Linked DNA regions of Homo sapiens: region 1 is linked to region 2. The links are chromatin contacts, found by Hi-C or POLR2A ChIA-PET in ENCODE. All regions are on one chromosome and are shown on one strand. The core of a region is the stretch at or near the end of the contact, and the rest is flanking DNA. Distances in the headings are between cores, read along the strand shown.

Region 1 (2,700 bases), core at 159-2,658, 35 kb before region 2:
AGAGAACTGGCACTAGTTGGAATTTTATTTTGCTTATTTGTTTGTTTTGGTTGGTGTTTTTGGATTGCTGGCTTCTCCAGCGCCCGATCTGGGATAGATTAGGCAAGAAAAAAACCAAGGGAACTCTCTATCATGTTATTACCTGGGTCCTGAGGCTCCTAGTCAGTCTGAATCTTTCTCTCTACATTTCAGGCTTCTTATGTTTTTGCTGTGTATACCGCCCAGGACTTTTAGCAGGAGGCACAGGGAAAACCTTCCAGCAGGAGTGAGAAACATTTTACAAGAAAAGCACCTCTATTCCATGCTCATTTGAAAGTGGAACTGTTCCCCTCCAATTTGTAGACCTTTATTATTATTATTTCTTCTGCTAATACTTTTGATATTGTGTGAAACTATGGTTGGTGATGGGGGGACATCCCTGTTTTTCTCTTGGCTTCTGAGGGACAGCCTCTCATGTGTATCCATTGAACTTCTTTTAAAGAAGTAGCCTATTTTTCTTTTGTCTTGGTTATTTCCTAAAGTCAAGAATCATTGCTGAGGCCAGGCGTGGTGGCTCATACCTATAATCCCAGCACTTTGGGAGGCCAAGGTGGGCAGATCACCTGAGGTCAGGGGTTTGAGATCAGGCTGGCCAACATGGCAAAAACTAAAAATACAAAATTACCAGCCCGGCCACCCCATCTCTACTAAAAATATAAAAATTAGCCAGATGTGGTGGCAGGTGCCTGTAATCCCAGCTACTCGGGAGGCTGAGGCAGGGAGAATTGCTTGAACCCGGGAGGCGGAGGTTGCAGTAAGCCGAGATCGTGCCACTGCACTTCAGCCTGGGTGACAGAGCGAGACTATGTCAAAAAAAAATCATTGCTGAATTGCTGTCAATTTTTTTTGGTATTTATGGAGAAAATTATGAGCACACATTTATCCCCATTTTATAGAGAACACAGCTGACACCTCAAGAAGCTGAGTGCCATGCCCAACATTACATAGCTCAGATGTATTCAAGCCGGGATTCTACCTCAGGCCTACCTGGCTTCCGAGTCCACAGATTTTACAACTTAGTATACTTGTGACACACAGAAAGGACAGTGACCAGGTGACTTTGTTGACACAGCTCAGCAGTTTATAGGTGTACAAGAGGTGATGCTGTGTGACATGATAGGCTCTGTGGTTTTCTGTCCTGCATCTGCTGAAGTTCAACATATGGCTTTTGTCATGATGCTCCTGTACAGCTTGCTTTTAATTTATCTGCTCAGGAAGTCTCAACTTTCACATAGTGTTTGGTTGCCAGTAGAAACCCATTGTGATATTATTTTCCAGCTCATCTCATCAGGGCCTGTCCAAAGTCCAGTGGTTTTCTCCACAGGTCATCTAATGTGAGTGAGTCAGAAGCCATGGCTGCTGAATCATAAATTTAGAATCCACATGGCTCCTGATTCTTTCTTTACTGTGGCCACCAGATCATCCTCCTTGCTGAGCATGACAAAGCACTAACTAGTGAATGGGAAACATATTTCAGGGAAGCTAACACGGAGGTGAAAAATAGACTTGGGCTTTCTGAAGAGAAGGTCTTATTTAATGGAATAAGCATTCTATTGGTCTCTCAGGCAATACGACAACCTTTTGGGTAGAGCTTCTCAACGGGGTGCCAGGGCATGCCAAGTTGCTACAAATGGATTACAGGTGTGTCTGAGATACTGATCCTCTTAATTCTTGGGGCAGCCGGGCAGGTTCTGGGGCTCTCCAGAGTTGTGGCCTAGTTACCTCCAGCTGTGAGCAGCTCCTTCAATTTACCCTGGAAAGCCATGAAAAAGGTATCATTTTCTATGTGCACCAAGAGGAGAAAAAGGCTGGGAGCACTGTTTGTGGAGATGTCTTCAGAGTCAGGTACCATATTGCGGAGTTGATGAGCTCCAGTTTTCTGATGCTGTGCTAAGCTCCATTTACATTAGAACTATAGTGCTTTCTTGGGGGTAGGGGCTCTTCTGATTGTAAAAACAAAGAGTAACAGAGAGTGTCACTGGTCTCTGTGAAGGTGTGAAGGGTATAGATGGTATTAACATGTCTTGTTCACCAAATCATGGAATTCTGGAATGAAGGTGGACATTAGCTGAAGCTGAGAAAGATAGTTTGATAAAAAGTTAAGAAAACTATAGTTATTTCATCCAATAAGTTTAAAAACTAAGAAATGAAAATACCTTCAAACTGAGAACATAGAAACCCAAAATCTAAAGGTCTCTATTGGTTGTTTTTTGTTTTGTTTTGTCTTGTTTTGTTTTTTTTGAGACAGAGTCTCACTCTGTTGCCCAGGCTGGAGTACTGTGATGTGATCTTGGCTCCTTGCAACCTCCGCTTCCCAGCTTCAAGCGATTGTCCTGCCTTAGCCTCTTGAGTAGCTGGGATTACTGGCACGTGCCACATCCCGGCTAATTTTATATTTTTAATAGAGATGGGGTTTCGCCATGTTGGCCAGCCTGGTCTCGAACTCCTGACCTCAGATGATCCACCCTCCTTGGCCTCCCAAAGTGCTGGGATTACAGGCGTGCGCCACTGAGCCTGGCCTTCATTGTGTTTCTAAGGGAATTAAGGGACTCGAAGGACATCCTTACCCTCTGAGGTTGCTATCAGGTAGATAACCAAATTCATTTCAGAGCTCCTGGCTCCACAGTCAAGGACACATTGTCCAGCTTACTGGAGCATCTC
Region 2 (2,700 bases), core at 158-2,657:
TCAGGGGTAATAACTTCCCTGCATTTACTTACTGCTTTATAATTTGCACAGCTTTCTATTAGACATTTCCATTGATTCGCTCAACAAGTATGTTTGCTGGGTGGGGGAGAGGCTGTGATTCCTCTTGAATAGATGACAAAACCACGGGCTAGTAGAGGCTAAACAAATAATTCATGAGCCAGTATTAGAAGGTGGGATCCCTGAGTCTGGAACCAATGCTACTTACTGACATGGTCTCTTTAGTCCTTACTTTCCTATTTTGGAGGTTATTTTATTTTATTTTGACATTGCTACTTATGCATTATCCATATGTTTATTTACCAGTATTTATTCATTCCAGCCTGCATCATCCTGCCATCCTTTCAGGCATTTTTGGGTTATCTCATCAGTTTTAAGTCTGGAAGCGCTCAGAGGATGTGGAAAACCTCAACTAGTTGCTTAAAAAGAAGGAAAATTGTGAGAATAAATCTGCTGCCAATATGATCACAAAATGCATGATAAACCAACAGAAATGGTTCTGAAGGTTAACTCTTAGTTTAAGTTTTCTGGAGTAAAGTCATCTCCATCTGCATGACTAATTGAGAGCTGGAAATGTTTTCGTTTGTTCAATCATGGTGAGCATCAACTATGGTCCAGATGCTAAGTTCTTCCTTCTTTCCTCATCTAGGTGAGAGGCTGCATGTTTTTAAGCCCAGCAGTCTTAGTTATGGAGGTTATAGACTTGAATTCTAGCCCTTTTGTCACCAAGACCTTTTAACATCTGTGTTGCAGTGGGACCAATCTAATACTTGCACCTCCTACCTTACTGTGACAAGAAAATAAAATGTTGTCAAAAGCCTTTTGCAGATTTCAGAGTGTTCCTCAAATGTAAGATGGTATTTCAGTAATGATAATGCCAAAGATAATGAAAATTGCTTGTGGGAATTGCTACTTCTCTCATGCTTCCTAAGTTTTGCATAGATGAGAAGAATACGTGCAATGAATAGAATAGTAAATGTCATTTATATAACTATGTGAAGGAATGAATTGAACAGAACTGTAAATTACCTTTTCATAGTATTTCTATTGAATCAAAAAGTTTACTAGCATAAACATTTCCTTAGCAGGTACTAAAATTAAAGGCCTTTATATAGAAAGCCTTTCACTTCTATCCATCCTTTAAAACTTGGCTCAGCTGTCACCTTCTCCAGGGAGCCTTCTGGGACTCACTCCTCCTTCTTAAGCTGGCTGGATAAAATGGCCTTTCTCTGCTGCTATAATATGTGGGCTTATTTCTACTTCTTGTCTGATGTTGTAATTACCTGCGTGTGTGCTCTCTCACCCTCTAGATTGTCTTATTCATCATTGCATCCTGAATGTCCAGTGCAATTCCTGGCGTGTTATTTTTGCCTTAGGAAATGTTTCCTGAATGCATGGCCAAACATTTACCAGTTCAAACAAGGCTTGGCTTGTAAACACAATGGAGAATGAGGTCAAGGAAATGTGGTTCACTTTTGCCATAAAGTGCTTACATATTGCACTCTCTACCACGGTGCTTCATGATTTTTTCAACCTCTTATGTGATTATCCCCCCAAAAAACCCCATGGGCTAGAAAAAGCTATAATGACTTTAGTAGTTTGAATGGTTTAATATTTTCTTAAATCAAGTGTGGCTTATTTTCATCGTAAGAAAAAAAGACAGGAAGAATCAGAAGATGTAAGGCAGGAAGAATCAGAAGATGGTCCCTTCCCCCAGAAAGTTTTCAAAAATCCTGCCTGGCCTTTGGGAGTTCCCATGAGAGTATGGAACATAAGGAATCACTATGATATAGGCATATTTGAACATTTTTAAAAAGATTAAACATGATATAGTACTGGAACTGAGCATGGGAGATTGAAGTCCTGGATTTTATGCTTTCCCTTGCTACAGGGGATGGAAAGAATATTGTTTCTCCTTAAAATGATTTATTTAAATGGGTAGGTTAGAATTCTACTTAAAACCTAGTGTCTGAATGCACCTGTTTAAGTCAGCTTCTTGTTCTCCCAGGTATTTAGGCATTGAATTTTCCCCATTAGGAGAGTGATTGACACTGTGGCCCTTACAATAACACATGATTATAACTCTGCAAATGGCAATTACATTCAATGGAAACCAGATGTTGCATGGAATTTGACTCTCTTGGTTTCTTGGTGAAGTAGATGAATTTGTAAAGTAGAAAACCACAATCATTACTCAGATGGACTGTACATGAATTAATGACATAATATCTAAATCATATATGGCTGAAAATAATGATTAACTTAAACTATCAAGATAAGCTAATGAAAAACAGACTCTTAAAAAATTAAAGATGTGTTTTCTTCAATACATATTTTATCCATGTACTAATAACAAAACCAGACTTATTTTTATGTCTCTTCAGTCTCAAGGAAGAAAAAAATATTTAAAAAGAAGCTCTTTTCGGCAGTTAACATTAGGGAGAAAGTGAACAACTATGATAGTTTTTCTTGGCTCGTGAATTTTTGGAGCGTCTGAAATCAATCTTTTAAAATTATATTGTTGTTAAGGACAGCCAGCAGTGTTTTATGCTGAATGACACAGAGACAGTATATTTTTAAGGACACATTTGGCATGCAAAATATCAGCTTGATATGCCTGCATAATGCATAACCTCTCAAATACAAGTTCTTTTCCTCTCCCCATGTCTCTCCAGAGCCTGT

Evidence for each region. Hi-C counts contacts between places; a loop is a spot of excess contacts on that map. ChIA-PET counts read pairs that join two places held with the same protein, here RNA polymerase II (POLR2A).
Region 1: a loop to region 2 is called in a map of mammary epithelial cell, with 2.8 times the contacts of the local background. The contact joins two enhancer-like sites. A Hi-C loop is called at or near these places in 2 of 168 maps with a recorded cell type or tissue (breast epithelium and mammary epithelial cell) and 1 of 37 single-sample maps with no recorded cell type. POLR2A ChIA-PET finds 5 or more read pairs at or near these places in 2 of 52 experiments (BJ and Caco-2).

What each region holds. Positions count from the first base shown.
Region 1 is chr2:19,610,684-19,613,383 of GRCh38, reverse strand. No RefSeq gene overlaps it. Among named protein-coding and RNA genes, the nearest start is that of LINC01808, 140 kb to the right of the region's middle. Within about 2 kb of position 1,408, at least 4 of the 41 ENCODE cell types and tissues checked have a DNase peak (open chromatin) inside an H3K27ac peak, as active enhancers do; they include mammary epithelial cell, where a contact is called at or near this core.
Region 2 is chr2:19,575,283-19,577,982 of GRCh38, reverse strand. No RefSeq gene overlaps it. Among named protein-coding and RNA genes, the nearest start is that of LINC01808, 110 kb to the right of the region's middle. RefSeq lists an enhancer at 1,526-2,700. Within about 2 kb of position 1,407, at least 3 of the 41 ENCODE cell types and tissues checked have a DNase peak (open chromatin) inside an H3K27ac peak, as active enhancers do; they include mammary epithelial cell, where a contact is called at or near this core.